2 separate regions of the Homo sapiens genome follow, and region 2 is linked to region 1. Evidence: read pairs that join two places in POLR2A ChIA-PET (ENCODE). Cell type or tissue: MCF 10A. All regions are shown on one strand.

Region 1 (5,000 bases):
CAAGTGTATGAAAAAGAGCTCAACATTACTAATAATCAGGAAAATAGATCATAAGCAACTATAAGATACCACCTCACGCCTGTTAGGATAGCTGGTATCAAAAAGACAAGAGATAAAAAATGTTGATCAGGGTGTGGAAGAAAGGGAAGCCTTGTACACTTTTGGGAATGTAGATTGGTACAGCCATAAAAAAAGTATAGAAGTTCCTAAAGAAATTAAAAATATAGCTACTATATGATCCAGCAATATCTCTTTTGGGTATATACTCAAAGGAGATAAAATCACCACCTCGTAAAGATATCTGCACTCTCATATTCATTGCAGCATTGTTCATACAATACCTAAGATACAGAAACAACCTAGGTGTACATCAGTGGATGAATGGATAAAAAATCTATAGTGTATATATACAAAGAAATATTATTCAGCCTTAAGTACAAAGAGATTCTGCCATTTGCCACGACATATATGAATCTGAAGGGCATTATGCTACGTGAAGTAAGTCAGACACAGAAAGAAAAATATCACATGACTTCACTTATATATGGAATCTTAAAAAAATGGCAGGGGAGTCAAATCAATAAAAAGAGATAGAAAATAAAACAGTGGTTATCAGAGTTCAGGTCTGGGGGAGAAAATGGGAAGATACAGGCCAGAGGATACAAAGTAGCAACGTAGGATGAACAAGTTGAAAGATCTAATGTACAAATAGAGACTACAGTAAATAATAATGTACTGTAGTCAAGATTTTTGCTACATGGGTAGATTGTATCTTCACATGTGATAGGGCGAATAATGAATAAATATGTAAGATGATGGATTTGCTATTTTGTTTCACTGCAGCAATCATTTTACTATATACATGTATCATAACATCATGTTGTATAACTTAAATGTGCACAATACATTTTTTAATGAAATGAAATATAAAAAATATAAAAAATAATTTTGAAAAACGCTTTGAAAGCACGTATGAAGAATAGCCATCATTATAAAACACAGAGCTTCCAAATTTCTGTAACTAAATAACACCTTCAGAGAAATTGCTTATATTACCTAAACATCTCTGAATAACTTCTTAAAATTCCCAGAAAAGCCATATGTGGATTTTTATGCATGCACCTCCAAGAAGCTTTAATTATCTTAATCATATTCACTACTGGTATTAAAAGTACTACAGATAAATTGCTATTAAATATTATTTAAACAGTCATTAATATTTGATAGATTTAATGTGTATATAAACTGTTCTTAATTTTCATATAAGTATTATAGAGTAGTGAATAATGTATATTATATATAATTCATAATTATACATAGTACATACTGTATTACATACTATGTATTCTGTAAATGCATTTGTATAAATGTGAAAATATATTAAATGTTAAAATTATATATGTATGTATACTTTTAGTCGACACTTTTATTTTGGCAAAACATTAAGAATTAAATCACTAAATTTTCCTTGTCTTCCATAAAAAAGTAGCATAAGGAAAGCTGTGGAAATAAAAAAAAAAACTAAGGATTCCAGATAATCATGTGATTAGGTTATAGAATAAAGGAGGATAAATGTCTGGAGAAAGAGTTGCAAAAATTAGGCCAAGCTGTAAAAGGGGGTCTTCTTGCTCATGCTAGGAATTTGGTTGGGATTTAGGGACACATTGAATATTGGCAGAGAAGGGTCAGGTAGCTGTATTTTCACACAGATCGATTCAGAGGAAATAATTCTATTTACCCAGAAGTGTAAATAAATGAATAAGATCAGACTTTTACTTAGAAGAGTATGGGGAAAATAGACAAAATTCAGAGACAGAGGAAGAGTTAAGCTAATACCAATGTTAACACTGAAATTTGTAGATTTAAAGGGTAAAGTAATTTGACTAAAGACACCCCTCTCCACCTAACACACACACAGTGCTGCTAGTGAACTCTGTATTAAGCTACAGTTTAAGTTCCTGGTTCTTGTTGTCTTACCAGCTTTGATAGTAACCAGGGAGATAGCTGGCAAGAGCTTCTAGGGGCAGGCAGGCAGGATTTTGGCTCGGATGGATACTACCAGATAAAAGGTCTTTCACAACCTCTTTGTTCATTTTGTGATATTTCTCAGTTTAGGGACTTTCTCTTCTCCTCTTCATATCACACACCCACTGCACCTCAGGAATTTGACTTCTCCTCCCTTAGTTACACATTCTCTCACTGCACTTATGGAATTTGAGTTACTTCCTATCAGGTTTGAATCACCCTATTTGGCAATCCTGGAATTATTTGAAAATGCTCTCATCTCATCACTATTATTTTTCCTCTGTAAACAAGCCTCGTGTTTTTCCAGAGCCTCTTCTTTCAGTTGTGTTAATCTCATATTTATTTTTTACAGGCCTAGCTCCGTCTCTCTTTATCATAAGCAGCATAATGCTCTCTAGAAAGACTCTTTGATGAGGAAAAGGAATTCTGGTTCTAGTTTTGCCACTGATAGGTGTTCAGCTTTGTTTAAATGCTTTACCTCACTGGGCTTCCAGTTATTCATTCGTGAAATACAGGAAGAGGCTAAAATAAACACACTTTGGCAGCTTTCCTTCCTTCTCATAAAATTCTGACTTTCAGTTTGTCCCAGGTAATCTGCCAGTCTATCCATCTGTCCCCTCCTTTAAACTAACAACTGTATGTTTATTACTGTATTGATTACATTGTATTGAAATAATCTTATTCATTTATTTATGTAATATATATAATATTTATTGAGGTAGTGCTGAGCATATGCCAGGGACTGGACTAAACCCAAATAACAAGACTCTTGTAACCAGTCCTTTTAGGTCTTACAGTGTAAGTGACAATACACATGAACATTCAGAAGTGTGATGGAAGTAGCCAAGGATAGAACTGAAGCGTCCTATGGCACGTAAGACAGAGGGATCTTCCTTAACCAGGAAGGAACTCCCTTAAAGAAGGAATTTACACCGAGACCGAAGGAAAGAAACAGAAAAGAAAGTGTTTTAGCAGAGGGAACCACATGTTAGAATGCCTGGAGGTGAGAGAGAATAAAAATTCAAAAGAAGTTCTGTTTGCTTAGGGAAGGAAAAAAAAACTGAAGGAAAAAGAAGTACCATGTAGAGATGTGGGTGTGTGACCAGATTTTGCTACAGGGAATTTTGAACTGTTTTAAAGTTTTGGTCTCTATTCTATGAACAATAAAAATCCTCCGGCAATTTTAAGCAGGATAGTGACCCAGTCATATTTGCGTTTTAACAGTTTTGATCTAGATTCATAATGATGCTGAAATTAAAATAATAACTAAATTTTATTTTATGCTTACTATAGCCAAAACTGTACATTCTTTATGTAAGTTGTCCTAGTATTCTTTACAACAACTATACTAGTTTCTTAGGGATGTGGCAACAAATTACCACAAACTAGGTGGCTTAAAAGAAATTCATTCTCTCATTTTTCTGGAGCCCAGACGTCTGAGATCAGGATACCAGTAAGGTCATAGGCTTTGTCTGAAGGGGATCTTGGGAAGTATCCTTCCCTGCCTTCTCCTAGCTTGTAGTGGTTACTCACAATCCCTGGTGTTGCTTGGCTTGCAGATCCATCACCCCAGCCTCTGCCTTTCCACATGACATTCTCCCCTGTGTCTCCCATTGCCTTCCCTCTGCCCATGTTTCTGTGTCCAAATTGTTCTCTCCTTATAAGGACATCAGTTATTGTATGGCTCACCCTAATCCAGTATTACCTTATTACTTCCGAAAAGCTCCTATTTCCAAATAAGTTCACACGCCGAGGTTTGGGCGGGGGGACACTTTGGAGAACACTATTATTATTTTGGAGGATACTCTTTATCCTCATGCTGTAACTGTAAGATGTTTGCCTAACTGGAGAGGTGAGTGAGGAAACTGAGGCACTATGAAGTTTAAAAATATGTCCAAGGTCACAAAGCTAATATGTGGCAGAGACGATTGACAGAGAGACCAGCTAGGAAACGATTGCAGAGCCATGATGATGGTGGCAATGGGGATGGCAACGTATAGATGATTCTGATAAATATTTTTAGAGTAGACTCAATAACATTTGTTAATAATTTTGATGTGATGAGAAAGTAGGGAGGAGTCAAGAAAAACTACCAGTTTTTCTGGGTAGACCTCCTATTTATAGTGCTAGAAAACACTGGACAAAAGGATAGTTTTAGAGAGAAAGGAGAAAAATTCAGAGATGCCAGTGCTGAGTTTGAAGTGCCCAAGGAACATATAGTTATAAATGGATATAACGATCTGGCACTCAAAAGAAAGGTCTGTGTTAGACCATCAGAAAATTGTAGCATTCATTCATCATTACTAAATACTTATGAGTGTCTGCCACATGTCAATTATTATCTTAGGTATCAAGGACACAGTTGTGAATAAGATAGGCAAGTTCCTGCCCTCATGGAAATGTCATTCTTGATGGGGGAGACAGATAATAAACAACAAAGATAAATAAGACAATTTCAACTAGGCATGTCTGCTGTGTAGACAATAAAAAGAGGTGATATGAAAGTCAATGATTGGTACAGATTACCTTCTTCAGTTTGGAGGATGAAAGTAGGTTTCTCTGAAGTGGCGACAAGTGAGCTGAGACCTGCATGATATGAGGTGATTTCAGGGATCTAAGTGCACAAAAGCCCAGAAGCAGTGATGATCTTGTAGTTTGTAAGGAACAGAAAAAAAGGTCTGTGGCTGGAGCATAGGGAACCTAGTGGTGGTACAGGGCGAGGAATCGGTAGAAGATGAGACCATGGGCTGGGCGCGGTGGCTCACATCTGTAATCCCAGCATTTTGAGAGGCCAAGGCAGGTGGATCACGAGGTCAGGAGATTGTGACCATCCTGGTTAACAAGGTGAAACCCCGTCTCTACTGAAAATACAAAAAAAAAAAAAAAAAAATTAGCTGGCACGGTGGCACTTGCCTGTAATCCCAGCTACTCGGGCGGCTGAGGCAGGAGAATTGCTTGAATCTGGGAGGCGGAGC
Region 2 (5,000 bases), 310 kb before region 1:
AGGGTCCCTGGAAACCATTTGTTAGTTGGATGAATATTTCTGACCAGTTATTTTATTCAATTGCAAGAATTGTCTCTACTTCTGCACCATTTGGTTTCCCATTTTGCCATATTCAGAATGAAATTTTTTCTTCTGAAAGTCTCAGTTGCCACCACCATCTCCTTCCCACTTCTGTTGTTCTCTAAAATGAAGTCACAGTTTGTCTCCCTTTTTTGTATAACCACATCACTCTGCCTTTTCTCCCAAACTTTCTCATTTTTCAGTTAGTCTCAAATTTCTGATTTGAGAATTTTGCTCTTACCTAATGATGCATTCCACATATTTCTTGTGTCTCCAAAGGAATGGTAAATCATACATATAGACTTCATACATGTTTGAATAAATACAACAGTATTGAAAGCCCATCAAAAGGAAGTCCAAGGGAGTGATCAAATTATTTTGCACCTTAGAATTTTGTGCAAATGACTATGCCTTAATAATTAATAACATCTAAACTGGTATATCACTTTATAGTCGACATGATAATTTCATTCTTAACGTAATCTTGTGAGATTATTATTTAAAATCTCCATTTTAAAAAAAATTAACATTGAGTCTTAAAGGAATTATGACTTGCTTAAGATTGCATGATGGCAAGACAGAAATTAAAACTCATAATCTAATGTCAAATCACATTCATTTCCACTTTTCTTTTTCTCCCTCAGTCTCACTCACTGAGTCTACCTTTGACTTCAATTATAAGGAAACAGAATTAGTTCCCCCAAGTTCCCTCTGTAGAATCTGACAAAGACCAGGGACACCCTCTGCTCTGCCCTTGAGCGATGATCCCTTCTCCTCCACTGTGATGTAAACCAGGCAGCAGCCATGGTACATGAGATACTTACACTGATTCATTTAACAACAAAGGCCTCCAAAGGCATGGAAAAACTGAATCATCATTCTTTGAGAAACTATGTTGGCAACGTTGGAAAGATAAAAATATATATATATATTTACTTGGTAATAGAATAAAATTTTCAATTAACAACAACAACAAAATAGTATCATGGATTGGCACATGCAGAAGCCCAAACAATAGTAATAATGTTTATGTCTGCAAATATTTTATAGTTTATTCTGGCCAATCATATAGCTCATCTCATTTGACACTTAGGAGTGAAGGGATTATCTGCCCATTTCATATATTAAAAAAACATTGTGGTTGGATAACTTGAGATCATATAGCTGGAAAGGAGAGCATTAAGGTGTATAATTTATACCTTTTCAACTTAATTCTAGAATTCTGACACTGCCTTCCCTAAAAGGAGAAGCAAATTATAAGTAAAAATCTATATTAATGATTCTTAACATTACTGGATCATTACTTTTAGAATCTAGTATAAGCTCTAGATTTCTCCCCAGAAAGATGATCACATCTACACAATTTTATGTGCTTCATAGATCCCTAAGCTTCAGGAAAAATATGGACCCTAGGGAAGAATCATTGCTCTGGATAGAGTCTGCAGAAGAAAATAAGATACCGTGGCTCAGATTTTAGCAAATAGTTTGACTTAGTTACCTGAATCAATTCTTGTCCCTTGATGTCAACACGTCAATCTGTCACATCTATTCACCTTATTAGCATGACTCTCTGTTTTCTTTTTACAATTACTGATCAGCATGACTTTAAAGGTCATTTTAAATTACTGACACTTATTTGAGATATGAATGTTAATGATTATATGGTAAGACATTTTAATAAAGTCAATTTATAAGCAATTTAACTATGGCTATTGTGTCTAAAACATTTCTTGCGCCTCCTTTATGTCACATATTGCAGACACTCAATATTTGTTAAGCAAAATAATAGTTTCTTTAAAATGAGACAACAGAATATTTCTATTGCAATGAAAGCATCACACATGGGCTCAAATAACAATATCGATAAGCCATCACCAACATTTATTTTTGTACAAAGCCACTCTCCTGCCTAAGTTGAAACTTCTCCACTGATCTCAAAGATCTCCAAGATCTAATGACAAGCTAATTCACACTGGTGATGAAAACTATCTTTTTAGAAAATCAGCAAAAATAAAACTGAATTAGAAGTTGGTATTGAGATATAACTAAATCTAAGAGAAAATTAGATCAAATTGCTTTTGATTTCCATTCATACTGTTTCACAAAATGCTTATCTACTGTGCCTAACACACTGCAAGTCAAGACCTGTCGCGAGCCGAGATTGCGCCACTGCACTCCAGCCTGGGGCACAGAGCAAGACTAGGTTTAAAAAAAAAAAAAAAAAAAAAACTGTCACAAACAAGGAAACCTGATTGGCTGCAAGCTTCCTGGAGACTATGAGTGAGTAACATGATGAGATAAACAGAACTTTTGGCACTAGAAGTGCTGTGGCCTCTCAGCCTCCTGAGCATACAGTCTTCCTCCAAACACCAGATACACCCCTGCATTATCTCAATCACCCCAGGTGTCCTCCTAGATAAAAACCTAGATATTCAACAAGAAGAACTAACTGCAGAATGAAAAAAAAAAAAAAAAAAAAAAAAGTGAAACCCAAACAGGAGTAGAAAAAAGTCACATAAAATAAAAGCTGATGACTTTTTAGTTCCCTTTCTGCCTAAAGCTCCAGGGATGAAATAAGGATAGAAGCTGGCATTATAGCTAAAAGAAAGTTGGTCCCCTAGGATGCATTAATCACTGAAGCCAGAGGTGGAAATGACTGCAGAGGCCATTTATTTCATCCCCAAGACAAGCCAGAAATATACCTTATAGTTTCCTTCCTAAAGGACATACAATATTTATCATACACTGAATGAAACCATATGCCACAATAATTCACATTTATGGACAAGGCAGAGGTTAAAAGTTTTAAAGAATAAACTGCAGTTAGTATGCTTCATGAAATCCTACTCTTTAACTCTATGTTTAAGAATTGAGGACTGTGGCCAGGTGCGGTGGTTCACGCTTGTAATCCCAGCACTTTGGGAAGCCAAGGCGGGCGGATCACCTGAGGTCGCGAGTTCAAGACCAGCCTGACCAACATGGAGAAACCCTGTCTCTACTAAAAATACAAAATTAGCCGGGCGAGGTGGCATATGCCTGTAATCCCAGCTACTTGGGAGGTTGAGGCAGGAGAATTGCTTGAACCCAGGAGGCAGAGGTTGCGGTGAGCCGAGATCACACCATTGCACTCTAGCCTGGACAACAAAAGCGAAACTCCATCTCAAAAAAAAAAATAAAAAAGAATTGAGCACTGTAAGGAAGGACAATTTTATGGAGCATATGATTGTTGAGTCCTCCACTAATAGTAACAGAATCCCCCAAACGCAACTACCAGCCATAGTTAAATGGCAACTCATGTTTAAATGAAAGCACATATTCAATTTTAATAAGTCTGTACCTTGGTATAATGCTTTGCTTCTCAGTTTGCAAAATTTAATGCATCTAATTCTGATATGATAACTTCATGAAATATAGCATGTGTTATCTTCACAGATGAGAAAACAGGCCCCAAAGATACAAAATTACTAGCTAAGAGTCTTATATATTGTTAATTGCAAAACCGTTGAACCTTTTATTTAAAAACATGTGTTAAGCCCATAGCATGGAGTAACCACTACACAGGGAACCAGGGATATAAAGATAGGGAAAACAAAGTCTTTGCCTTCCAGGCATTCAACATCTACCAAGGAGCATAAAAGAAATGCCCACAAACTCTTAAGTAATATGGACTATGATAAATCCCTCCAAAGGTTTCCAGAACGCATGAGGACTCACAGGAAGGAGGAATCAGTATGAGATTATTCGGGTTGATTTTCTACTGATCATGAGGTCAGTAAGGGGAGAAAATGAGATTTATTGATTCTTGTTTCCCCAGTGAGCCTAGAACACTCTGTAGGTGTTCAGAGTATTGATGGAAAGGAATGAATAATGAATGCATTAAGCTTTCTGTTCCCTGTATTTACTTTCTATGATATTCATTCCTAAAATGATTCACTTTACACTCTAAGAATAAGGAACAGAACAAAAACTCACAGGAATATGGAGAAGTGAGAGCAGTGACTATAGTTGCATTAGATATTTCTTAAATAGATATTTAGCCTTTTAATCTTTTTATATGTAATAATTCAAGATGCGTATCTTCAAGTCCTCAGTAATTGGCATCACACACACACAAAAAACCCGTCTTACACTTTTATCAAATGATATCCAGGCGACCATCAGTTACAGAACAACTGCACATTTGGCTGCATAGATTCCAGGGGAGATTTGAAAAACCTGGGATGAAGATATTTGTAAAGCACCACCAGATATTTAAACAGTTTTTATTGGGTCTATAAACCATTGTGGTACTCATTCGGTCCATAAACCTGGTGTGCACACAGGATTACCTGAGGCTTGTAAGGGAGAATGCCAACTAATGGTTACTGAATCCACCACCTGCAGAATAACTTTGGAAAAGCAGCTTGTTCCATCAGAGTCAAGACACGAGAACACCATCTTTTCATAAAGACATGGAATCTGATCTGACTGGTCATCTAAGGGCACCAGATATACGACTAAAAATGTTCATATTCATCACCTAAGGAAGGTAATGCTTTTATGTTTGCTATCACAAACATAGACAGTAGTGTTTTTCCAGGAATGGTGATAATATTGCCTTAAGTCATTTACATCTTCTGATTTCTTGGTTTCACACAAAGTATCCCTGACTTAAGACAAACTGCATCATTGCCTGTGGAAAGTTATTGGAATAGCAGATACATTGGATACATTTCTGTTATGAACTCTATGCAAAAAATGAGCTGATTAGCATGCAATCCATTCAACAAATATTTAATTTATGATTATGATGTATCAGCTACTACAAAGCTAGTACACATAGTACCAGTTAATTTCCATATGTTGGCGTGTGTGACCTTCAAGAAGGCACTAAAGGTCTGGTATGGTGGTGCACACCTGTAAACACAGCACTTTGGGAAGCTGAGGCAGGCAGATCACTT

Evidence for each region. Peaks named below come from ENCODE experiments on the same cell type or tissue, not always from the same donor. Only the 100,000 strongest peaks of a DNase experiment are listed, where the experiment ranks them.
Region 2: POLR2A ChIA-PET joins it to region 1 with 6 read pairs; 1 of 35 experiments calls an interaction of 5 or more read pairs at or near these places.

What each region holds. Positions count from the first base shown.
Region 1 is chr3:190,343,192-190,348,191 of GRCh38, forward strand. It overlaps a transcript of CLDN16 not described here. Among named protein-coding and RNA genes, the nearest start is that of CLDN1, 23 kb to the left of the region's middle. In MCF 10A, no CTCF peak of the experiment used is centred here; a DNase peak (open chromatin) is centred at 2,150.
Region 2 is chr3:190,035,968-190,040,967 of GRCh38, forward strand. The region is part of intron 1 of P3H2 (prolyl 3-hydroxylase 2); the gene reads right to left. Among named protein-coding and RNA genes, the nearest start is that of P3H2, 82 kb to the right of the region's middle. In MCF 10A, no CTCF peak of the experiment used is centred here; a DNase peak (open chromatin) is centred at 2,294.